Regions from separate parts of the Homo sapiens genome. Here regions 2 and 3 are each linked to region 1. Evidence: chromatin loops called from intact Hi-C (ENCODE). Cell type or tissue: ascending aorta. All regions are shown on one strand.

The links. Hi-C counts contacts between places; a loop is a spot of excess contacts. Peaks named below come from ENCODE experiments on the same cell type or tissue, not always from the same donor. Only the 100,000 strongest peaks of a DNase experiment are listed, where the experiment ranks them.
Region 2: it touches region 1 in a loop (2.4-fold over the local background); 2 of 110 quality-filtered maps call a loop at or near these places.
Region 3: a loop joins it to region 1, with 2.4 times the contacts of the local background. A loop is called at or near these places in 7 of 110 quality-filtered maps.

What each region holds. Positions count from the first base shown.
Region 1 is chr18:13,320,069-13,328,068 of GRCh38, reverse strand. All of the region lies in intron 2 of LDLRAD4 (low density lipoprotein receptor class A domain containing 4), which reads right to left. Among named protein-coding and RNA genes, the nearest start is that of C18orf15, 85 kb to the right of the region's middle. RefSeq lists an enhancer at 6,790-7,289. In ascending aorta, no CTCF peak of the experiment used is centred here; a DNase peak (open chromatin) is centred at 4,563; H3K27ac peaks cover 3,937 bases.
Region 2 is chr18:13,418,827-13,426,826 of GRCh38, reverse strand. The region is part of intron 3 of LDLRAD4 (low density lipoprotein receptor class A domain containing 4); the gene reads right to left. LDLRAD4-AS1 (LDLRAD4 antisense RNA 1) reads left to right here. Exons shown (of 4, transcript NR_040031.1): 2 at 714-895; 3 at 3,134-3,252; 4 at 5,619-7,328. Among named protein-coding and RNA genes, the nearest start is that of LDLRAD4-AS1, 4.7 kb to the left of the region's middle. RefSeq lists enhancers at 303-865, 5,449-5,498. In ascending aorta, no CTCF peak of the experiment used is centred here; a DNase peak (open chromatin) is centred at 3,826; H3K4me3 peaks cover 481 bases; H3K27ac peaks cover 4,995 bases.
Region 3 is chr18:13,231,700-13,239,699 of GRCh38, reverse strand. The region is part of intron 1 of LDLRAD4 (low density lipoprotein receptor class A domain containing 4); the gene reads right to left. C18orf15 (chromosome 18 putative open reading frame 15) reads right to left here and starts at 157. Exons shown (of 1, transcript NR_146617.1): 1 at 1-157. RefSeq lists an enhancer at 1-12. In ascending aorta, no CTCF peak of the experiment used is centred here; DNase peaks (open chromatin) are centred at 3,529, 3,949, 5,549 and 7,029; H3K4me3 peaks cover 618 bases; H3K27ac peaks cover 3,122 bases.

The sequences.
Region 1 (8,000 bases):
TATGGAGCTTCTAGCCCGCAGGGAGGAGAGCCTGATGGTGGTCAGCGAGGTGGGGGTCTCATGAGGCGTGTTTCCCCTCCTGTCACAGCCAGGACTCAGTTCTAAGGTTTCTTTGGGTGCCCCTTGGCCAAGAGGGGGTCCATTCATTTGGCTGGGAGCTTAGGATTTAATTTCATTTCTCAGAGAACACCACAAAACAGATTGATGACAGCCCAGAAGCAAAGCAGGAGGCCAGGGGATATGGCTCGTGACAGCACCAGCAAGGCCCTGAGCAGGAAGACCTGCTGCTCTCAAAGAGCCTGCTCTGTGGGTCTCTGGGCCCACCATCTCCGGCTTCTCAACCTCTCATAACTCAATGGCCACCTACTTTCTTTCTCTTTAAAAGTGAGCCCATGTCCCTCTATCTTTAGAAACAAACTTTGTTTCATCCTGCTAGGCCATCAAGTACCACTTCCATTTAACACCAAAATCCTTAATTAAAAAAAAAAATACACGCACCATATGGAAATCTCTCCACTTCCTCTCCATCTGCTCCTTCCGACTTCCTTGAAATCTGGCTTTGATTTCAAAGACTTGCCTGAAGCTGTGCTCTTCAACAATGACCCCCTCTTGCTATTCTGATGGCATTTTCTCAGCCAGTCCTTATCCAACTTTTCACCTTTCCACGTGGTGGTGCTGCTGCTTGTCCACTACTTCCAGCTCCTTCCTTAATTTCGAGGCCCCATGTCCCTTGGGGCCACATACACTCATCATCAATTAAAGTCCAGATGCTGTGCCCTGGAGGTAATAATATTGCACAGCTGTGGGAAGGATTCACAAGTTCATACTTAACAAAACGCTAACCAAAGTGGCTCCATCACTAACATCATCATTTCTTCAGAAGACAATGGATAACCATGCAGAAGCCCTGCAGATAGGACTCTGCCGCAGAGTCCACGGCCCACAGAGGGAGTCAAGCAGAAAAGCAACAGCCCAGGACAAGACACTGACTTCTAGGAAAGCACAAGAGGAGGGTTCCCAAAGCAAAGGGAGACCCAGATGCCAAGGAAGTAGCGTATTGATGATGGTAACAGTGACAATGAGAAGAAAAAGATGTCTGCCTTTCCTGTCAGCACCTGCTATTTTACACTTCAGTAAGCACTTGGTCTCATTTAACCATGTAAAGGAAACTACTCAGGAGGCTGAGGCAGGAGAATGGTGTGAACTTGGGAGGCGGAGCTTGCAGTGAGCCAAGATCGTGCCATTGCACTCCAGCCTGGGTGACAGAGCGAGACTCCATCTCACAAAAAAAAAAAGCTCGGGACCCCCAAATTCCTTACGCAAAAGGGAAAGTTAAGCCAAGAGGGTGAGCCAGGCAATGCCCTCTTCCCCAGGAACAGCTGTTAGGAGCATCAGGCATCAGCCAAACCCCGCAGAAAAGTGAAAGCCTCAGGGGTCTGGAAGGGTTGCCCCATAGATCATTCCTAAGTAAATTCTTTGCTGGCATCCCATAAACAAGAACATCTCATTGTAACTTCACGTCTACAATCTGATTCTAGGTTAAAACTGAAGTCTGTTCCATTCCACATTGATCATGTCTATTACAAGCTTCGCTTCCCAGGTGCAGAAAAAAGACAAGATGAGATCAGTCATTCCTCCACCTGCCCAGAGACATCTGCATAATTGATTCTTCCTTTACGCCCTTTTTTCTCTTCAAACATTCATTCACCTTATCTTATGTAAAATGCAGATTTACTGGCACTAACTAGAGTCTCACAAGAATGTAATCATTCGCCTTACAGCCCACCTGCCCCTCTTCCGAGCCTTCCCCCCTTTAAGGAAACATACAAATACTAAGCCTCCTGAAAACCTCTTTAGAAAAATAGATACAGATGTGTCTGTGGCTGGTATTTTTCCAGATGCACCCTAAAGCTGGCTTAATAAACGTCAACAATTGAGACCTCTGCCTCAGTCACTCATCTCAGCTATCAGCCACATGTCACCATATAAAATTTATATTGCCAGCCGGGCGTGGTGGCTCACTCCTGTAATCCCAGCACTTTGGGAGGCCGAGGCAAGCGGATCATGAGGTCAGGAGATCAAGAACATCCTGGCTAATACAGTGAAACCCCGTCTCTACTAAAAAAACAAAAAAAAATTAGCTCCGCGTGGTGGCAGGCACGGTGGCGGGCACCTGTAGTCCCGGCTACTCGGGAGGCTGAGGCAGGAGAATGGCGTGAACCCGGGAGGGGGAGCTTGCAATGAGCCGAGATTGCGCCACTGCACTCCAGCCTGGGCGACAGAGCAAGACTCCGTCTCAAAAAAAAAAAAAGGAAAAAAGTTTATATTGCCATCCCCACATTACAGATGAGGAAACTGGGGTTGGCTCCAGAGTACTCAGCAGTTCCGAGACGGGCGGGTGCGCAGCGAAGCTGAGTGCCGGGATCGGCCTGGAAAGGGCCTTCAGCGTTGCCCACGCGGAGAGGGAGAGTAGAGGAGGCACTGAGCAGCTGAGGAGTCCACAGGAAGCAAGGAGAGGGAGTGGCCCCAAAACTCCCTTTAAAGGGGGTGGGCGGACTGCAAGTCATGGAGTCAGGCCGGGCAGCGAGGGGAGGTGTGTGTGGTGCCAGGTGGGTCTGGGAGCTGGTTTTCCACCAAGGGAGTGGACTGGGCAGAACTCTGGTTGGAGCCGTCTCAAAGGCTTAGTGCACTCTGCATCTCCACCTCTTGAAATCCTACTCTGCGTCTTCCTTGAGGGATCAAAGCTCTGCTGTTGGCCTCCCTGAGAAGTCCATAGCCACGACTGCAAGTGTCACTTCAAAATGTGAAAGGAAAATAAAATCCTGGGACCCCGAACTCACTATGCCAAAGGGAAAAGTTAAGCTGGATGCAAAAAGCTGACTTTCCTTTTATTCCTATACAGATTGCTGCAAGATAGAAGGCCACGTGTCTCCCCAGGAGGCCTCCTTCACCCTAACAATGTAAGTTAACAGCTCATCTTGGCAGGCATGGCACAAAGACAAGACCAGAAATCATCCCTCTGCCGCCCTGAGACAAATGTGTACATGACTTCTTCCTCTACTCTATGTTTACTTTATCCCGTGTAAAATGCAGATTTACTGAACAAGAGACGCATGCGTAATTGACGTCCCTCTACCCCTCCTTTCACATGTCACATGTATTCAGTGAGCGAAAATCAAAGCCTCACAAGAATGCGACCACTCACCTCACCACCTACCTCTGCTGTTTTCTTTCCACCTTCCCCTCCTGTCTGCTCTTTCCTCTTTAAATAATGAAGTTGTCGAAACCCTTTTTGGGTCCTACTGTGACGTGTGTGTCTTTTTCCCTCAACCCTGGCAAAATGAGCCTCTAAATTGATTGAGACCTGTCTCAGACACTTTTTTGTTTACAGCAGACAGGGACTGGAGGTTCCAGATCATCAGCAGCAGCCCACGCCAGCCCCTCCCCTGCTGCCCGGATGCCTGGCCTCAGAGTCAACGTGCTCCTGCGAGAAGCCACCAGCTAATAAACCCACAGGCCGCTTCTCCCTCTTCCCCGTTCTGCCACTGTTCTCTGCGCATAGAAGGTCCTCGGGACATACTCAGAGAGTTCGTAATTTCAGAACCTTGTCAAAAAATAGACACTTGAGGCCAGGCGCGGTGGCTCATGCCTGTAATCCCAGCACTTTGGGAGGCCAAGGCAGGCGGATCACAAAGTCAGGAGATGGAGACCATACTGGCTAACATGGTAAAACCCCATCTCTACTAAAAAAAAAATACGAAAAATTAGCCAGGTGTGGTGGCAGGCACCTGTAGTCCCAGCTACTGGGGAGGCTGAGGCAGGAGAATGGTGTGAACCCGGGAGGCGGAGCTTGCAGTGAGCCGAGATCGTGCCACTGCACTTCAGCCTGGGCGACAGAGCGAGACTCCGTCTCAAAAAAAAAAAAAATAGACACTTGAACTCAAGATGGTTAATGGAGCCACGCACGTGTAATTCATCGTCAAGATTTGGTATGCTAATCCTGATGACTTTCTTTTCTCACTCTTGCCCAGGATGGAGTGCAGCGGCACGATCTTGGCTCACTGCAACCTCTGCCTCCCAGGTTCAAGCGATTCTCCTGCCTCAGCCTCCCAAGTAGCTGGGACTAGAGGCAGTGACACCACACCCGGCTAATTTTTATACTTTTAGTAGAGACGGAGTTTCACCATGTTGCCCAGGCTGCTCTCAAACTCCTGACCTCAGATGATAACTCTGATGACTTTTTGAAGATTATATCCTTCTCTGAACTTATTTCCTTCTTTATTACAAATGTTCACCAAGGAAAAATACCAATATGAATAGATTAACCAAACATTTCAGAGTATTCACTGGAAATCCTTATACCTTATATATATTGAACAATAGTCACAGTCCCATATGCTGAATACTTTGTTCATCACGCACATCTGTCATAATTTCCATACTTTTAATATTACATTAAAGTATTATTTAACTCAGTTACTGAGGGGTGTTTTGTTTTGTTTGGAGTTTGGCGCCTCCTTAAACGTGGCACCTCACTTGAGTCACGGCCCTGTCAAATAAGGACCTGACTTGGAAGCAAGAAAAGAGCAAAGAATGTGAACACATTTGCTATTTCCAGCTCAGGACGCAAAAACTATCCTCATTCCTTTTCCCACATCCAGCCCTCTCCTAATTACCAGTCCTGCCATTTTCACAGCACGAGAGCTCACTTTCAGGAACTGAGGATAAAAAGGGGCATCCCTGGTGAAAGCAAATGCGTGACATGCTGCAGCCAGGCGCAGTGGCGGCGCCCATAGCTCCAGCTACTTGGGAGGCCAAGGCACAAAGCAAGATCCTGTGTCTACAAAAAGAAATGTATGCAGAAAAGTGAAATGGATAAAGACCTATCTTTTAAAAGGCAAATTTCTAAAAAACAAAAGCTTTTTCTGTGGAGTGAGAAGGACGTGGTTTTCTTTCTACTACTCCTCTTCCCACCTGCTTCTCCCTGAGCAAGCTTCATAAAAGTAGAAATCCAGAGAGATGCTGCTACCAATTTTGTAACTATTTGTGAAGAAAAAGAAAATTGAGTCAAAGCGTTTGTGTGACACAAATTTACATTATCCATCTGTAAGGGGTACAGCCGAGTACAAAAAAGTGAGAAATATGGCCTGGTGCAGTGGCTCACGCCTGTAATGCCAGCAATTTGGGAGGCCGAGACAGGTGGATCACCTGAGGACAGGAGTTAGAGACCAGCCTGGCCAACATGGTAAAATCCCGTCTCCATCAAAAAAAAAAAAAAAAAAAATTAGCCATGTATGGTGGTGTATACCTGTAGTCCCAGCTACTGGGGAGGCTGAGGTGGGAGAATTTTTTGAACTCGGGAGGCAGAGGTTGCAGTGAGCTGAGATCGCGCCACTGCACTCCAGCCTGGGTGACAGAGCGATACTCCGTCTCAAAAAAATAAGAAAAAGAAAAGAAACATGGATGACAGGCGAGGTGTAGTGGCTCACGCCACTTTGGGAGGCACTTTGGGAGGCTGAGGCAGGTGGATCACCTGAGGTCAGGAGTTTTAGACCAGCCTGGCCAATATGGCAAAATCCCATCTCTACTAAAAATACAAAAATTAGCTGGGCGTCGTGGTACACTCCTGTAGTCTCATCTACTGGGGAGGCTGAGTTGGGAGAATCACTTGAACCCGGGAGGTGGAGGTTGCAGTGAGCCAAGATTGCGCCACTGCGCTCCAGCCTGGGAGACAGAGCAAGACTCTGTCTCAAAACCAAAAAAAAAAAAAAAAAAAAAGTGAGAAAAGTGACTGGCTTAAATAAATAATAGAAATAAAGAAGTGAGAGCCATTTTAAAAATCAGCTGTGAAGTAAAAGTCCTTACATAAAAAAATTAAGAAGGGATAATGTAGACAATTTTTCACAAAGAAGTAATTTTCAAATTATGTTAAGTGTGTCGCAATACAACATAGACTCTGATGAGATCACCACTAGATTTTTTTTCTTAGGATAAAGTTTTCTATGCTGTGAATTAATATTTTCTGTGTTTCAATAAAAAGAACAAGCATTGCTAGTTTTTTGTAAAAAAAAAATTCTAAATATAATTATTCTGGCTTTCAATTGCTTTCTGCACAAATAAAGATTTTTAAGTCTGTGTGTTTATTCTTTTTATTCTTTTTCTTTTCTTTTTTTTTTTTTTTTTTTTTTTTTTTTTTTTTTTTTTTTTGAGACGGAGTCTCGCTGTTGTTGCCTGGGCTGGAGTGCAATGGCGCGATCTCGGCTCACTGCAACCTCTGCCTCCCTGGTTCCAGCAATTGTCCTGCCTCAGCCTCCCGAGCAGCTGAAATTACAGGCACACATCACCACACAACGGCTAATTTTTGCATTTTTAGTAGAGATGGGGTTTCACCATGTTGGCCAGGTCAAACTCCTGATCTCAGGTGATCCACCCGCCTCGACCTCCCAAAGTGCTGGGATTACAGGCGTGAGTCACCACGCCCAGCCTTGTGTGTTTATTCTTAATACCTTATTTTTGGAAGAAGAATCTCCATTCTAATTATCCAAACCTGATAGCTGTAAAATTGAATGGGAAAGACTAGAAACAAGAGGACACAAAGAAAATAATTCAGAGCTGTAAACAACCACTTAAAATTTGAGGGAGATGAATGAGTCCCGAAGAGAATTAAATAGCCACAAAAAGCCAAATAAACTATGGTTTTAAAACATCACACGGCGATAGGCCCAGAGATAGGCTTTGGAAACGTTTGCAGCTACATCTGAAATCACAGACTCATAATGTTCAGGAGGAACCTGGCCGGGCAGCCAAACCGCGCATAGGCCTCTGGGGGAGATGCAGGGCTGAGTGTGCAGACGGCGGGTAGGGGCAGGAGACCGGCCTGTCTGCAGCAGGCAGCCTGTCTGCTGGGCCAGAGAAGACCCAGGGAGCCAGTCTCTCGGAGTCCTGCAGCATGCTCGGGCCGAAGTTAACCACCTCTGCTTGCTGCCTTCATCAACACAAGAGGGCGGGGGAGCTGCAAAACCAAGTATCTCCAACTACGCTCTCCACACTGAACTCACTAGGGCTCACTGAAACAGTGCATTCATGCCTGGCCTCCAATTTACTTTTCCCCACCTGCAGACACAGGCGTGGCTTGTTATGTCCAGTCACGGAGAGGAGCCACCTTCTGGAGGGTCCCACTGGGAGGGAATGACAACAATCCTGTTAGGCTTTGAACTCCTGAATTAAACTTGAACACGGTCTACCAGATGCCATGGGCATTTGTGACACTCAGGGAACAATGAGGTCAACACGTCACACGTTACTCAAACGTAGAGTTGCCCCATTGCTCCCCGGCTCCACCCTGCCATTGCACCTGGCAGCGGGATTCCCACAGCCTGTGCTGAGCCTCACTGTTGGGGACTGCAGTGACCTTCCTCACCGTCACAGGACAGAAGATGCTTCTAAAACTACAAGTGTCCAGAAAGCAACTTGGGCCACCTTCTTACAGGCTGAGCTCTCTGTTACTGGAAGAATTCAAACAAAGTCAGGATTACCCTCTATCAGAGGGGATTCACTCTTCCATAAGGAATTATGCCAAGCAGTTTGAGAGCACTGGTCACTGCAGTCCCAGGGGGAGAGCAGCAGGCTCAGACAGGGTTAAAAGTAGTCTCTTCCCTCAATTAAAGGATGACTTTTCAATGTGTTCATTCATAAGGCTCCTTCCTAGATGAGAGGCAGCGGAAACGTAAAAATAAAGAAAAGGCAACAGATTACGTCAACACAGGACTTCACAGTGTCAGTCACCTAATACGACTAATGCAATCTTGAAAGCAGGATTCGCCAAGTCAGAGATGCAGCTAAAAGACTTGCGAATGATTCTTTTCCCTCAGAGGCGCAGCATTCTCTCTTGTAAACAGAAACGATGTATAAAACTACAGAAGATCTTATGATCAGATATGCAATAAAATATGTTATCTCATCCTAAAGTTGAAATCTCAGGATGGAGTCAACTATGATTC
Region 2 (8,000 bases), 99 kb before region 1:
ACCAACCCACACCAGAATTTTGTGATGGCATCTTCATACCTCTTTTATGGATGGCAGGATGTTCTACTGCAGGAGAATGTCCCAGGCCCCAAACAAGGAAGGTCTGCTGGTGAACTAAACTGTCTCTTCCTTCCCAGATGGAGACTTGGTACTTAAAAGAATGGCTTTTGGCTCCTGTAACTGATAACACTCAAGGCTGGGATCAAAGTGGGTGGCAAGCTATTGCGTGCACTCCCCTGTACACCAAGCTGCAGTAGGAAGAGGCACGGGTGGGGCTGTTGGGTTCTCAGCAGGAGGCTGAGCTCCAGGCTGACCTAGAACCAGCCCCGCTACTGGGCAGAGAGATGGGAACCTCTCACCTGCCCTGAAAGTTACAGCTTTATTAGGAAAAACTACTTATTTCTGACAACCTATGCCAGGCCAGAATTCCAAGCTCTGCAAAGACAAAATATTTTTTGACTGAACATGCCCATTTCAGACCTTTCATAAAGAACTTCTTTATAGTACTAAGTGCCAGTTAAGGATTTCCTAAATTCCTTTGTCTATCTCCCCAGTAACCAAAAAGAGAATATTTCTAGTAGACTTGGGAGACTTCAAAATAACGTGGTCAACAAACAGGAGCAGGGGCTTAAAACCCATTATCCTCAATGGAACACTGGCTGATAAAATCCCCTACCTTCCAAAATTAACAACAAATCTGTCTTTCTGTTCAGTTCTTCCCCGAGGGCATGTCCTGTTGAGAGCCGGTTTCACCTGTGCAGTGTGGCCTGATGGCCCAGCACCCAGGAGCTCTGCGCACCCTGCCGCCATGGGCCATCCGTCCCCAGACCTCTTCCCACAGGGTCACTGTGGTCCACCGTCCTGCCCTCGGGGAATCTCAGCCTCCCTCTCACAGGTATGAATCACCCTCACCCCTCACCCCAGCCTCCCTTCTGTCCCCACCCCTTCTCCAAACAGACAAACCTCAAACACCACCCAGGCCCCGCCCACAGACTCATTCACTGATGCCATCGCTGGACCCAAGTCAGTCAGATGAAGAGCAGGATGGTGTCAGAGCCTCGACCTCGGGAAGCACAGGATGAGAACAATGCAGCTGCCTCCCCAGGCCGTCAACCCCAGCACGGAAAACTCACGCTGGTCCTCACTCCAGCCTGAACGCTCCTGCTGAGGCCAGCTCTGCTCTGTCCCATTCTGTCATCATTAAAGAGAGAAGGGATGGCCACATCTACCTGGAAAAACCACTTCCTCCTCTGAACACAGCTCTCATCTGGAGCCCCGACGTGTCATATTCCTCCACCTTCCTGGAGGGAGGAAGTGCCCCAGTAGGCTGACAGCTGAGCTTTAATTCTGCTCCACAGCCAATCCAGGTTTTCTCAATACTATCTCTGTGGAAAAGTGCATAAAACAGCAAGAATAATTGGCATAAATGAGACAAATGTAACCCAGAAGCTTAGTCCCAAAATGCACACTGAAAGTAAATTCATAAAAATATAAATGAAAGCAAGTTTTCTTTATATTTAAGTATAACAAAGCTACCTATTGATAAATGGGGCCTTCTCCACACCCAGGTCCAGGACTATGTTCCTTGCCTTATTTTTTCCTATAAGGCTTACCACCTTTAAATGAAGCAAAAACAAATGAATCAATAAATCATATAATTAACTTTTATTGTATTTACTGCCTTCAATCGCTAGAATGTAAGTTCTCCTGAATACAAGGAATGTTCACAGTATTGTTTATTTGTTATTTCCCTGGGTCCCAGAACAGTTTCTGGCATGTAATACAGTCTCAAAAATATTTGCTGAATGAATGAAAGTTTATTCTATTAAGCAAACTGTTATCTCTGGATGATAAATGTCATGTCACTCCTCGACCTCAAATCTTTCCATAGATTCCATCACTTCCAGGACATAGTCCGTATTAGCGAGGCATACGTGCCCTTCGCCATGTGGTCCCGAGCATCTTCCTGAGTCTTTCCTAAATCCTACACATCCCCCTGGAGGCCAAAATGCCTCTCAGGCATACCATGGCTTCCCATCACTGCACCTTCATGTACACGGTTCCTCCTGCCTAGAATGACTTGCTCCTCATTCCCTTGCGTGACAAATGCCTACTGACCTTTTAGCAAAAAACAAAAACAGAAAAACCCTTCGCCAAGACTGTGAAGCCTTCTCCAGTATTCCCATCCCCATCCAGGAACTGAGTACCACCGCTTCCATGTTCCCATGGCAACCCGCGCATCCCCCAACACAGTGCTAATCACCTTGCTGTCATTGCTTGTCTCTTTGCTCACCCACGTCATTATCTTTGCATCCCCAGGGGCCAGCACAGTAGGTGGCTAATAGTTGCTTCAACTTAAATGGACTCAAATGCGCTAAAGGGAGGGGAAAAGAGAAGTCAGTGCACTTTGGGGCTGAGTTTTGTTTCTTTCACTTGTACCTGATATCTGTGCTCCTGTCACAGACGTCCACACAGACACACAAGCTAAAGAAGAAGATGGACAAGAATCAGCACACACTTTGCTCCTCTGGTTTCACCTTGAACCAGAGGGCCCATTAGTCGTGTAAAGCCATTAAATATTACAGCTGTATAAATCACACAAACCAGCATTTCTGCCTCTCTCCACTAAGTGTCCAAATCAGTAGCCAATAAAACACTGGAAGTTTTTTTTTTTCTTTCTTTTTTTTCTTTGAGATGGAGTTTCACTCTCGTCGCCCAGGCTGGAGTGCAATGGTGCAATCTTGGCTCATTGCAACCTCTACCTCCCAGGTTCAAGTGATTCTCCTGTCTCAGCCTCCTGAGTAGCTAGGATTACAGGCACATGCCACCACGCCCGGCTGATTTTTGTATTTTTAGTAGAGACAGGGTTTCATCATATTGGTCAGGCTAGTCTCAAACTCCTGACCTCAGGAGATCCACCTGCCTTCGTCTCCCAAAGTGCTGGGATTACACGCATGAGCCATCGCACCAGGCCTAACACTGGAAGATGTTTTAAGTATATAAGTTTCTTGTACAGTGAAAATTATACACACGTGATACAAAGAAATCATAAAATTTCAATGAACACAGGTTGCCCATGACATAAAGGACATGTGTGAAAGAAACGTGAACAGGGCTTTCTATAACTCTTCAGGTGCACACATGGGGAGCAGCCAAGGATTTCTGCAGAAAAATTCACTCCAGAGGTCAGCAGCTAGAAGCACAAATGGAGAGTGAGTGAGCACGAGCGCCTCGTGGACTCAGCCCTCCCAGGTACGGTACTGGAAGATGCTCAAGACACAGCACAGTGAGAAATGTAGTAAATGGGGTTCTTCTTTAGTCTTTTTTTTTTTTTGAGACAGAGTCTCGCTCTGTCACCCAGGTTGGAGTGCAATGGCGCAATCTTGGTTTACTGCAACCTCTGCCTCCCGGGTTCAAGAGATTCTCTTGCCTCAGCTTCCTAAGTAGCTAGGATTACAGGAGCCCGCCACCATGCCTGGCTAATTTTTGTATTTTTAGTAGAGACAGAGTTTCTCCATGTTGGCCAGGCTGGTCTCAAACTCCCAAACTCAGGTGATCTGCCCTCCTCAGCCTCCCAAAGTGCTGGGATTACAGGCATGAGCCACCACGCCCTGCCAAGCCACCAAGCCCGGCCTTCTTTAGTCTTAAAATTAGAAACTTGTTCCCTTAAAGGCCAAAAATGTTCAGAGTTTTCTAGAAGTGGTGGCTCATCATGATTACATCAATATTAAGGAAATACAGTAAAGGCTTCTGGACACCAGTGGTGTGGCAGGCATTCATTCACCCAGGCTCAATGCAGGCTAAGTTGTGCCCAGCCTGAGAGGACTGCCAGGATTAACCCAGAGCCTGCTAGACTCCCCAGGGAGTTGCTACCAGCTCCAGTGCCACACTCCTTCCCAACACCAGCTTTCCGCCTCTGCTAGTTGGAGAGCATGTCACCAAGGTTGAGCGGCAAGCAGCTACAGCCCACAGCCTGGCACAGCACATGGCACTATGAAGGCTGGAGCAAGGCTTGCTGAGACAGAAGAGGAAAAAACAGATCTGTTGCTGGAGATATGCAGAGAGATAAACAGAAAGCAGAAAGTATAGTTTTAAATTTGGTGATGGTGTTGGTTTGGTTTTGTTTTTTGAGACAGAGTCTCACTCTGCCACCCAGGCTGGAGTGTAGTGATGTGATCGTGGCTCACTGCAGCCTCCAACACCTGGGCTCAAGCCATCCTCCCGCCTCAGCCTCCCGAGTAGCTGGGACTACAGGCACAGGCCATCACACTTGGCCTTTTTTTTTTTTTTTGGTAGAGATGGGGGTCTCAATATGTTACCTAGGCTGGTCTTGAACTCCTGGCCTCAAGTGATCCTCCCACCTTCACCTCCCAAAGTGCTAGGATTATAGGCATGAGCAACTGCACCTGGCCTTACTGGTTTTTAACAAGCATATATTTGCAGGAATATCTCTCTTTATTTGCAAGTGGCAATGACTAAGCCTTATTTAGGCTAGACAGAGTATTTCTCCGGATTTGGGGCTGAAGCTCACATCACCATCTCTCTCTGTCTAGTCTTCTAGTCTTCTCTCTGTCTAGTCTCCCCTGCAGCTCTGACCTCCCACAGTGTAAGCCCATGTGACATGTGCACTGAGCTTCTTGCTCCATAATCATGAATGTTCAGTGACCAAAGGAATGGCACAATAATGGAATGAATCCGAGAAACACATATTGGCCAAAAATTGCTATTAATTCAGTAATACTTAGATAAACGGTAACTGACCCCTCACAACAGAAATTAACGTATTTGAAACAGAGCTCCTCCCCGGGGGAGTTCCGTAACTGGTGTGTAATGAGCATCAGAAGCATGGGGTAGCCCTTCAGTAGGAGACTAGGCACAGGTCTAAGGAGTCAGTGACTGCAGCATAGGCACGGCAGGGGCCCCAAGGCTGCAGGTGCAGCGAGGACTCCTGCCCACCCCAGCCCCAGGCCCGTCCCCCAGGCTAGCTTTCTGGCACTCTGAAGGGCACGTTTTTTCCTGCAGGGGACCCAGTTTGTAGGAATACCTGTATTTCTGCCTCCTCTAAGTGTCCACGGTATCTTTTAATTCTACAAACGGCACTTAGGGAAACAACAGGGCGGTGGGTGGGGGGCAGGGGGAACTCAGGAGAAGAATGTCTACAAAACGCTGGGAGGCAGAAGTAAGGGGCAGCCACGGGTGCCTTCTGACGCGTGAAGGCCAGAAGCTTCTATTCTCGGCTACCAGATGCCTAGGGAGACTCAGGGAACCCTGAGGACTCCCAGGCAGGGCAGGGATGGGACTGGATGCAGCAGCCGCCAGGGCTCTTTGCCATGACCTTAGAGGAGGAAGTGGGGACTCAGAAACGGAAATGAGCACAGGTCACCTGGGGGAGGGCTGGGAGGCCACCCTGCATGCTCACCTCCTTGCCTGGCACACCCAGCTGCAGTGAGCGGGTGATGGCCTGATGGAGCTGCAGCCTCCACAGACCCAGGGAGAGGGGTGGAAGCCAGGTAGGCCTCCTAATTCCACACCCCTTGCCTACCACTGGCTCCCACACAGCCCAGGACACGAATGATCTGGAAATAAGAGTCAAACTATACAAAACTATTCCCACACAGGCCCAGAACCAAGCGCCCATGGACACCCCTACACGGGCAGCAAGGGCTGGAACCGGCAGCCTGGTGGACATCCGCCCTGCAGGGCTCTCCCTCGCAGAGACTGCAGAAGAGGGTGTGCAGTGCTCAGCGCGGAAGGATGTTCTCCCTGCTTTTAAGGAGCCGTGACTATTTTGCTCAGCGTCCCTGGCGTGCCTTTCTCTGTACAAAAAGGAGACTTAGAGGCTTCCCCATCCCATTACCACAGCTGGGCGGCTTCTTGCATGAGGGCACCTTGCTGAACTAAGTCACCCCAAGCTACCCTAGGCTCCCTGTGCACTGAGATGCTGAGTCCTGAGGTGCCTTCCAGCACCAGTGAATGGGACTAAAGTCTTCTGCAGTGTCGCGACCGTTCTGAAGTGAGTATTCTGTGGTCATTTGTTACCCTCTGTGAAGCCCAGGAAGCAGGGATTCAGGGCTGACCAGGGACCACTTTGTTCTCTGCCCATGCATGGAAGGTCTGCACTTGGGCCCCAAAGCCTGAGTAAAGTTTCACCGTGAACTTCTTCCAGCAGGATAAACAGTAGGGTTCAGTACTGAGGGTCTCCAGTTTAAACCCTGATTCCACTACAAAATAAATGCTAGACTGGGCCACATATTTAAGCTGTGTTTTCCTTATGCTTAAAATGGCAGTAAGATTCCTTCCAGAGGCCATGCAGGGAGATAATGCCCACAGAACGCTCAGAGTGGGGCTTGGCAGAGACAGGGCTAGACAGGGGCTGTTATTTAGTGCTGGCATCTTTTATTGGTGGCGATGTTATTTTATTTTCTATGATTATGTAATTTCCTCCTTATAATCTCACCCTTGTTGCTTATCTTAAGAGTGATGTTTCAGGAGCAACAGCATCAATGTAGTGTTTGATATTCTGGACAATCTAACACAAGCAATTTCTAATTCATAATCCACTATTTGTATTTGTTGATTATTTGTTTATAATAAAGAAAGCAATGCTTTGTCAGTTTTCCACAATCTGCCACCAACCTCAGATATGCTTTCATGAAGCTCATCTTCAATTAAGGCCCGTGTGCTTTATTTTTGTGAAAAATGGAGATGTGAAGACATTCTGTGCTCTGCTAGGCTGTGTCCTGAGAACCCCCCTTTTAAAAAGGTTCTCAGTATTGTAGGTGTCACTTTTTTCCATTATAAATCACAAAATGTAGTAGCCAGTTAACAAGACACAGGTGTTGCTCCCCTGAAAGTGCCTGCAGAATGGTGCCGAGGTCCTCTCCTCACCCATAGCTCTTGGCATGATTTATTCCTGCTGCACGCCTTCCGGGAGGTCCACCAGGCTCACGTCTGTGTCTGTGGAGGTGTGTGTGAACATGTGCACGTGAGGGTACATCCAGTCTTCTACCAGCTAATACGTCAGAGACCACATAATGTTAGGCTGGAAGAGACCCTAAAGGTTATATAAACCAATTCCCTTATTTTAGAGCTGAGAAATTTCAGGTGCAAAGAAGGGAGAGGCTATAACATGGTGGCACTAGAATAAGACTGCCGGGTTTGAATCCTGGTGCAACTACTTATTACCTGTGTGATCTTGGGAAAGTGACTTAACCTTTCTGGGTCACAGTTTGGATACCTATAAACGGCAGATATTAACAGTCTCTATTTGTGTGGATATTTTAACAATAAAATTAAATCATTCACGTAAAGAACTTAAAAGACTCTCAGATAGGTTGTGGTGAGCTATGATTGTACCACTGCACCCCAGCCTCCTGTAGCCTGGGCAAAGGAGCAAGATTGTCTCTAAAAAATAAAAAAAATAAAAATCTCCAAGATAGGTATCAGGTCTGCAAAAGTTTGGACCTAATCATGATCCAAAACTATGGCTTGATGACTTCCAAATTTATTGCTTCCTTTTTTGGATGATCATTTATATGGCACAATATGTTGTAAAATGACACAAAAATTAACATTAACGAGCATACCTCTGGGTTGTAGATGTCTACGTACAGATGTCCTTGTCCCAAAACCTATGTGGATCCCCAACTGCATAGATGCCATTATAGCAAATAATGTTCCCAATAAAATGCAGCAAAGTATAACTAAAAATTTAAGGAACTCCTTCAGACCCTTAATGATTCTATAAATATAGCCCTAAGGTCATTTGTAAAGCCAAGCAAATACATTCCAATTGAAGCACTCACCGCAAGTTTTCATCATTGGTGATAAAAGTACATGAAGTATTCTGTGTCCTAGAATCAAGCCACCACTAAATTCAATCATCTATGTATTCATTTATATAAAATCTCTATTTCCTGGTTTTCAGTCCCTAATGCACAAAGATTTTAAAGGAGGTGAGGCTGGGCTGAAAGCTTCCCAAGGGTGGGAACCAGGTGTGG
Region 3 (8,000 bases), 88 kb after region 1:
CACACTGTGACTGGTGCAGGCATTACAAGAAAGTGGAACAGTGAGTGAATGAGCGCAGCTGTTCTGAGCCTACTGAAGGTCTCTCCAGCCGGATGGCTGGCCCAAGCCCCCTCTGGACAACTGCTACTTTCATTTGCTCTAAGACTGTATGATCATTAATACCTGTAATTCATTCTGACTAATCAAAATTCATCCTGGTTAATTCACTAGCTAATTAGAATTTAAAAGAGTGCCACAGCCATTCAGGCAAGCTCATTTAGGAGCTATTGAAATCCTCACACAAGACGTAGGTGAAAAGGGAGAGGGAGTCTGTTTAAACTTCTAAGTGGCCCCTGCACTCCCCTTTGTTCCCTCAAATCCCTGAGCTCAGCAGGCTAATCTCACTGGATTAGCTGCATTAACATTTCCAGTGTCCTCTCCCTAACGCCAGGCCCCTCCAACCGCAGGCTTCATGGGTCACAAATGTTCTCTCGAGCCCGCAGTTACAAGCAGCAATTTTTTTTTTTTTTTTTTGAGACAGAGTCTTGCTCTGTGGCCCAGGCTGGAGTACAGTGGTGTGATCTCAGCTCACTGCAACCTCTGCCTCCCAGATTCAAGCAATTATCCTGCCTCAGCCCCCTGAGTAGCTGGGATTACAGGTGTGCGCCACCACGCCCAGCTAATTTTTCTTATTTTTAGTAGAGACAGGGTTTCACCATGTTGGCCAGGCTGGTCTCGAACTCCTGACCTCAGGTGATCCGCCCACCTCAGCCTCCCAAGTGCTGGGATTGCAGACATGAGCCACCCGCCTGGCCTTACAAGCAGCAATCTTAATGTCCCCTCTCCCACCAGAACCTCGGCAGGAACAGGGGCTAGGGCTGTTGAGTAGGAGCAGGAGGCATCTCAGTGAGCTCCCTGGGAACGTGACATTATAAAATCACATTTCCACACAGAAACACAGGCGTAGTCACCACCCGGGAGAGGCTGCCTATGTGTAGGCCCCTCCCAGGTATTGAGTCTCTCCAGGATCCTAAAAGTAACCCAGATTTGGTGCAAACCTCACAGAGATGTGAACCCAGGCTGGCAGGACTCTGCAGTCCACGCCCTCTGGCCTGCACCACACCACCCCTCAGTTCTGTGGGTGCTGAGTCCCACATCTGCACGTTCTCCCACCTGCTCTCCAAAATAACCCAGCTTATTACAGAAAGAGCACAGAGTAGATGTAAAAAGTCTTCCTTTTGTGTGAACACTGACAGCCCAAATAAAGAAGGCATCAGGTGCATCCAACAGTGCTTCAAGACACTGATCAATCATAAAATATTGCGTGGCACAGGCACCTCTAATATCCTTCCAGTTGAGCAAAAAATCTATCAACAAGAGGCAATGCATGAAGGGGACCAGCCCAACAGCAGAATGTTTTTAAGAGGGGGCTCCTTCTCGTTTTACAATAAACCACGACCAGTCATCGAGCAATCTGTCTCCAGTTCCAATACTGGAAAATAAGGAAGAGAAATCCTGGGTTCATGCTTAGATGGCTCTGTGATCTCATGCCCTCCAGACTTGGGAAAGGCAGATATTCTGGCACCTGCTGTTAGTTTACAGTTCCCAATAGTTCCTGGGGTTTTAGGTGGATTTTCAGAGCAAGCTTGTGGGTAAGGATGGCTAGGAACAGCCTCACTCCACTGTCCATTTCCTTCACAATCAGCCCAAGCACCGTGACTTCGCAAGGAGGCAGACACATTGACCTTAAGAACCAGGGTGGGCATCCAGGAGGCCACCAGACTCTACCCCAGCCTCCCATTTTAGAGACGAGATCTTAACAGCATGTGACCTCAGACAAGGTGCTAAATTCCCTAGACCTCAGTTTCCTCATCTGTAAAATGGGACTGATCACTACACTTCCCAACCTCATAAATGAATTACATGGGTCAAATGAAAGAACACATGCAAACTGCTGGACAGCAATGCCTCCATGAAGGGGGTTCTCCATGGGGAAACTGAGGCCAGAGGTCTTGAGTGATCACAGTGACTGGTGCAGGGCTGTCACACAATTGTATGCACTGAGGGAATGGATCTTTGGTTGCTCGGGGGACAATGCTACTTGGAGACCGAGCTAGGAACAAGAATCCACGTTCCCTGAATGTCTTCGAACTAACTGCTTTTTCCACTGAACAGATCACCCCAGTTCCACTTGGCCGTGGGACCAGGAGTGAAATTATCACCTCTGTCTCCAATGCAAGAACAAATCAGCCACCCGGCAGTCACTGTCCACAAGCCCATGAACCACAGAACCTTCCTTGGTACTAAGTATATGAACTAGAAGCTCTGGGAACTAAGAGACCATCTACGGTGGCCTCAGAGAGCCACATCCTATCAGATCACAGGAGGAAGCAGCCAGGACACCAGTGACTCTGCCAGTGCCCAGGACGTGGGGTGATGCACTTAGTCCCCTGCATTTCCCAGCGGGCACCTGCGCCATCTCATCTGACAGTCAGAGTAACCCTGCAAGCAGGCAGATGTCATGATCCCATTTTCAAGATGAGGGAGCAGGACTCGGACTGGCCAAAGGCCACAGCCCAGAACAAGAGCAAGCTGGCCTCCAGAGCCCAAGCCAGCATGCCTAGCAAGCGTTCTATGAGTGGAGCCTCCAGGGATAACCCAAGATCACAAAGACAGAGACACCTGCTGCTTCTTAAGTCACTGTGTTTCATTCTCCATTAAATATAAAACAGAACTCTACCTGCACACATTATGCCCCCAAGCACAGTCCCTTATGGAATGTTACAATCCTCATCTCTAAACTGAGATGGAACCACGCTGGTTCCAAGCAAGACTAGGGAGGGAGGGAGTCCACAGTTCCAGGGACAAAGCAAAGGGGAATTAAAACGTAACCTCAGAGGAAGATGTCAACACATCTGCAAAAGAAAATTAATTCCAACTGTGATCTGAAAGTCCGACATGGAACACCAGGTGCAGGAGACACCCCCACTCCAACAGCAGCTCAGAAACCCTCCAGACTGAGAAACACGGACCGAGCCCCACACAGGCAACGCCAGCACCCAGAGGAAGCAGAGGGTACAGAAAGGAGTTTAACATGTTTTTCTAGGCCAGACGTGGTGGCTCACGCCTGTAATCCTAGCACTTTGGGAGGCCAAGGAGGGCGGATCACCTGAGGGCGGATCACCTGAGTTTGAGACTAGCCTGACCAACATGGAGAAACCCTAACTCTGCTAAAAATAGAAACTTAGCCTGGGGTGGTGGTGCATGCCTGTAATCCCAGCTACTCAGGAGGCTGAGGCAGGAGAATCGCTTGAACCCGGGAGGCAGACGTTGCAGTGTGCCGAGATCGCACTACTGCACTCCAGCCTGGGCAACAAGAGCAAAACTCTGTCTCAAAAAAAAAAAAAAAAAAAGTTTTTCTATTGTTAGATCAAAGCAAAATGATGGTTCCAGGGGGAAAAGATGGAACAGTGCTTCTCTGTGTAACTGTTTCCACATCTAACGAGAAACTGCTCTGCACAGAACTGCCCAGCCCAGCTCGGGAGCGACGGGTGCCAGATGGAACCACTCTCTGTAGAGAGTAAACCTTGCTATCCCCATAGCAACTCCACCGCGCTTCCAAAATGCTTAAAAAGACACACATCAAATTGTTTTCCACAATTTTTCAGAAAGTGACTTTTTATTCCACACCCTTAGCAAATCTAGTTAACTGGGAATTTTCTCATTATAAAAACAGGAACACATGATCATTGTAGAAAATATGGAAAAGATGAAAAGACAGAATTTTTTAAACCATCCTTAGCACTATATGCCAAGACCTCTATTTTTAATGTCCTGGTGTATTTCCTTCCAGTCTGTTCTCCGGGTGGAGGTTCAAACAGATTCCTAACGGAGGCAAGGATCAGCACCCAGCCTGCAAGAAAAGCAACCCACCCCAGGGCTGGATGTGCACTTCCCCCAGGGGCAGGACTGCAGATGTGTCCTCAGACTGGGAGGGAAATAAAGTCGACTCATCCAACCAAAGCCGATCGCATATGCAACATGGCTAGTGGTCTATTACACAGGCTAAAAGCCATCAATAGGAATGAATTTGCTAGGAGTCCTCACCACTATTTAGAATGTGGGGGGTTTTTCAGTTTTTTCTCCTTCTTCCGCACTTGGTTTTCACAATCCTTGTGGATTTTAAATCCAAGGCAACAAAACTAATACCAGAATAAAAGCACAGTCAGATGCCTGGAGGGTGAGTCAGACTTCCAGGTAGCTGTCGAACATTTAGTCTTCTTTGAAAAGATGGAAAAAAGATTCACAGACCATAATTTTCTCTACTTTGAACTTTTCCTGATCCCAAGAACAGAGGAAAACAGCTTAGGAGAATCAAGGTTATGATAGAGACATCTCGTCTAAAGAGAAAGCATCTACATATGATGAATTTAATAAACTTTAATAATCTGATGATTTTTTTTTTTTTTGAGATGGAGTTTTGCTCTTGTTGCCCAGGCTGGAGTGCAATGGCGCAATCTCAGCTCACTGCAACCTCTACCTCCCGGGTTTAAACAATTCTCCTGCCTCAGCCTCCCAAGTAGCTGGGAATACAGGCACACGCCACCACGCCTGGCTAATTTTTTGTATTTTTAGTAGAGACAGGGTTTCTCCATGTTGGTCAGGCTGGTCTCGAACTCCCAACCTCAGGTGATCCACTCACCTTGGCCTCCCAAAGTGCTAGGATTACAGGCATAAGCCACCGTGCCAACCTAATCTGATGATTTTTTTACAGCTTGATAAATTGGTTTCTAAGCAAATAAATAACTAATTTATCCAAAATGTATTTAGCCAGCAAGTTAAATTTGGGAGGAGAGAATGGAAGGGCAAAAGTTGGTCTGAAAAACAATTGCTTCTCCTGGTTTCTGGTAGGTAGTTTACTTAGAGGAAAACAGTAAAATAAGAATGTAATGTAGGTGAGCAGCAGTCCATGGGGTGGGGCGGGGCTCATGGAAGGTGCTCAGCCTCCCCGGCTCATCTCTCTCACTGCTGCTCATACTTCAGCCTTTCTGCAGGACTTTCTGTTTGCACTGAGGCCTGTCCCAACCCACGGAGGCTCAGGTGAGATGGCCTCACACCCACACCTGGTGCCCACCCAGAAGTTGGCAGAAGGGAGGAGTCCAGAGCCCCATCCAGGCCTACGAGTCTGTGGACCTGCCCACCATCCTCCCCTGGCCTGCTCACAGGTGCCTGCTCACAGTCCATCTGTTTATTCAACAAACAGTCCTGGCAGCCCGATGCTGGGCCAGGACAGGGACAAGAAGACGATTGTCTGCCCTCCTGGAGCTCACAATGACCAGGCCCCGTGCAGGAGACACATGGGCCAGGGAAGGCCTCCTAGGGCAAAGCCAGGCGACTAATGTGCGCACCCAGGGAGAGTTCTGGGTAGGGCAACCACAGAGGCCTGTGCGGCGAGGGGGTACGTGGGTGAGGAGCCTCAGCAGGAGGGAGGCCCGAGGGGCACAGGGCATGCCATCAGGGATTACAAGGGTCACTGGCTGCTGCATCCAGACCAGACCATCGCGGGTGGGGAGGACAGCACCCGGTCAGAGGCCCCGCAGAAACCCAGGGAGAGAGGACACACGAGCACTGCTGGTGGTGACAGTGAAAAGTGATCATATTGGGACGAACGCTGGAGGCAGAACAAATAGGTTTCAAACATGCACTGGGCCATGGGAAAAGGTGACGAAAGAAGTGTCTGAGATGTGTGGCCTGAACCACGGGCAGACAAGGATGCTGGTGACTGGAATGGGACAGTGAGGGAGTGACAGGGCTGGGGGGCTGAGGGGCAGGGAGGAGCAGCTGGGGGAGTAAGAGTTCAGTTTTAGACATGCTGGCTTGGAGGTGCCTATGAGTAGAGATGCCCGGTAGGCAGGTAGGTGTAGGAGCCTAGGGTTTGGAGTTCTGGGCCGAGGTCCTCTATGGAAATACATAATCAGTCTCAACAGTTGCGACAAAACTCTGCCTCTAAGCTCTCCAGCTGTGAGTATAAGGTTCTAGGCTCAGAAACCTCTCTCCACTGACAGCTAAGGGAGAGACCCCGTTCCTCTGGGCTCTGAAGCTGGCCACACCTTACCAGCAGGCTGCATCACCCAGGGAGGGAAGGGGAACAAATACTCAAAGACATCTTTGCTTAGAGAAGGTTTCCATAAAACAGCACCAGAGACAGTGACAAACAGGTCACAGGAGCACCAGAGACAGCGACAAACAGGTCACAGGATGGAGAATATTTCCAATAAGAGGGTGCCGGCTTCCTTGGCCCACTTCCAAACACAGCTGTCCCGCCTCTTACTGGGCTCTGAGCAGTGGGCCCCTCTGCCAACCTTGCCAACCCAAGAGCAAGCCAGAGGGTCCCTTGATGTCTTGCCACCTCTTAACAGTCAACAAGCCAATGCATTTGCTACATCACAGCAGCACTACATCATCCAGTAGCAGAGAACGTATCTGAACGGCATGGCATTTGCCTTCTTAGCGGCCAGTGACCCGTGTCCAAGCAGACCCAAGAGCACTTCGCCCGCTCACGTCCTTCAGGACAGGCGCCTGCAAAGAGGTGGCGCCACTGGTGGCAAGCTCCATCCCTAACGCACTGTGTGTGGCGACAAGCAGATCCTCTGCCATCGTCTAGAGTCCTCATTGATCACACAACTCATGACCAGGGGAGATCAGAAAGCGCCTCACCTGCCACCTAATCATTTTAACAATGAGCTGAAGCCTTGGTCATGAGGACGCTGGCTCCTGTTCCCTTCAGGGAACCAGGAGGACCACACCAGGGAGAGCCAGCAGACGTGGCAGCCTTCTCTCCCTGCTGCCAGCTTCGGGTCCGGAGCTGAGTTCGGACGAGCATCACAGCTGGCACGCGCCTCTCCCACACGCAGCTTCCAGGGAGCATGGCTGGAGGTGGCGCTTCCTGGGCTGCGGAGGAGAGAGCAGGAAGCTGCGAAGCCAGTGTGAACGGCGCACACGGCTTCCACTTGGAACGCAAGCAGGGGATCAGGGGACTTGGCAGCCACAGCGGAAGAGTCAGAGCTGCAGACAACAGTGAATAGCTGAGCTGGGGAAGGGATGCGGCAGCACGAGGTGACATAGAGGCTTGTGGAGCACAGCACGGGGCAGCAGCAGCCCCCGGACAAGGCCACGCAGGGAAGGAAGGCGATTTACACGGAGGCTTGTGGAGCACAGCACGGGGCAGCAGCAGCCCCCGGACAAGGCCACGCGGGGAAGGAAGGTGATTTTGTTGAAAGGGGAGAAACAGAACTGAAGTCAACTTGCATCCACAGCCGAACAAACTGTACCAGGACAGAAGCTCAAACCATGCCAGGCAAAAAGGGGCACAGGCCACAGACAGAGGCGGGAGGCGAGTGGGACAGGAGAGGGGCCACACTGGCAGATCCACCTCACTGCTGGCACCAGGCCAAGTCTCTGCACTGCTCAGGACCTGGGACATACTCCTAAGTCCCACAAGAGCGCCCAGAAGACGCTCCTCTAACAGGGAGGAGATGAGAGCAGGCCCCTGCGGTGGCCCCAGCCTGCACCGTACTCGCGCCACACTCCATCCTGCATGGCCCACCAGGAGAGAGCTTCACGGGGTGCCCCCTCAGTCCCCTTGATGTAACTATGTGTATCTTCGAATTCAGTTTTTAGTGCTATACCCTTGACCTCCCAAAATGACATCGACTAGGTGGGTGCCTGCCCAGCCACCAAGCTGCCATCCCTGGGACCAATGACCTTCAGAAAACAGCCTGCCATGTGGTTTGGACAACCATTGGGCATCACATTCCAATTAGGTTTCACACATTAAAATAACATAAACTCTGGCCTGAATTCCTCATTCAGCTAATAGCCACATTAGAGAAGAAGAAACAAATCCATTAATTATACTTCTATGTACATTTCATTGATTATTTGTTCCTTAAAGCCAAGGAACATGAAATTAGATGTTGTCTGTGAAAAGCTTTAAATAGTTACACGTTTTGCAAATAGAA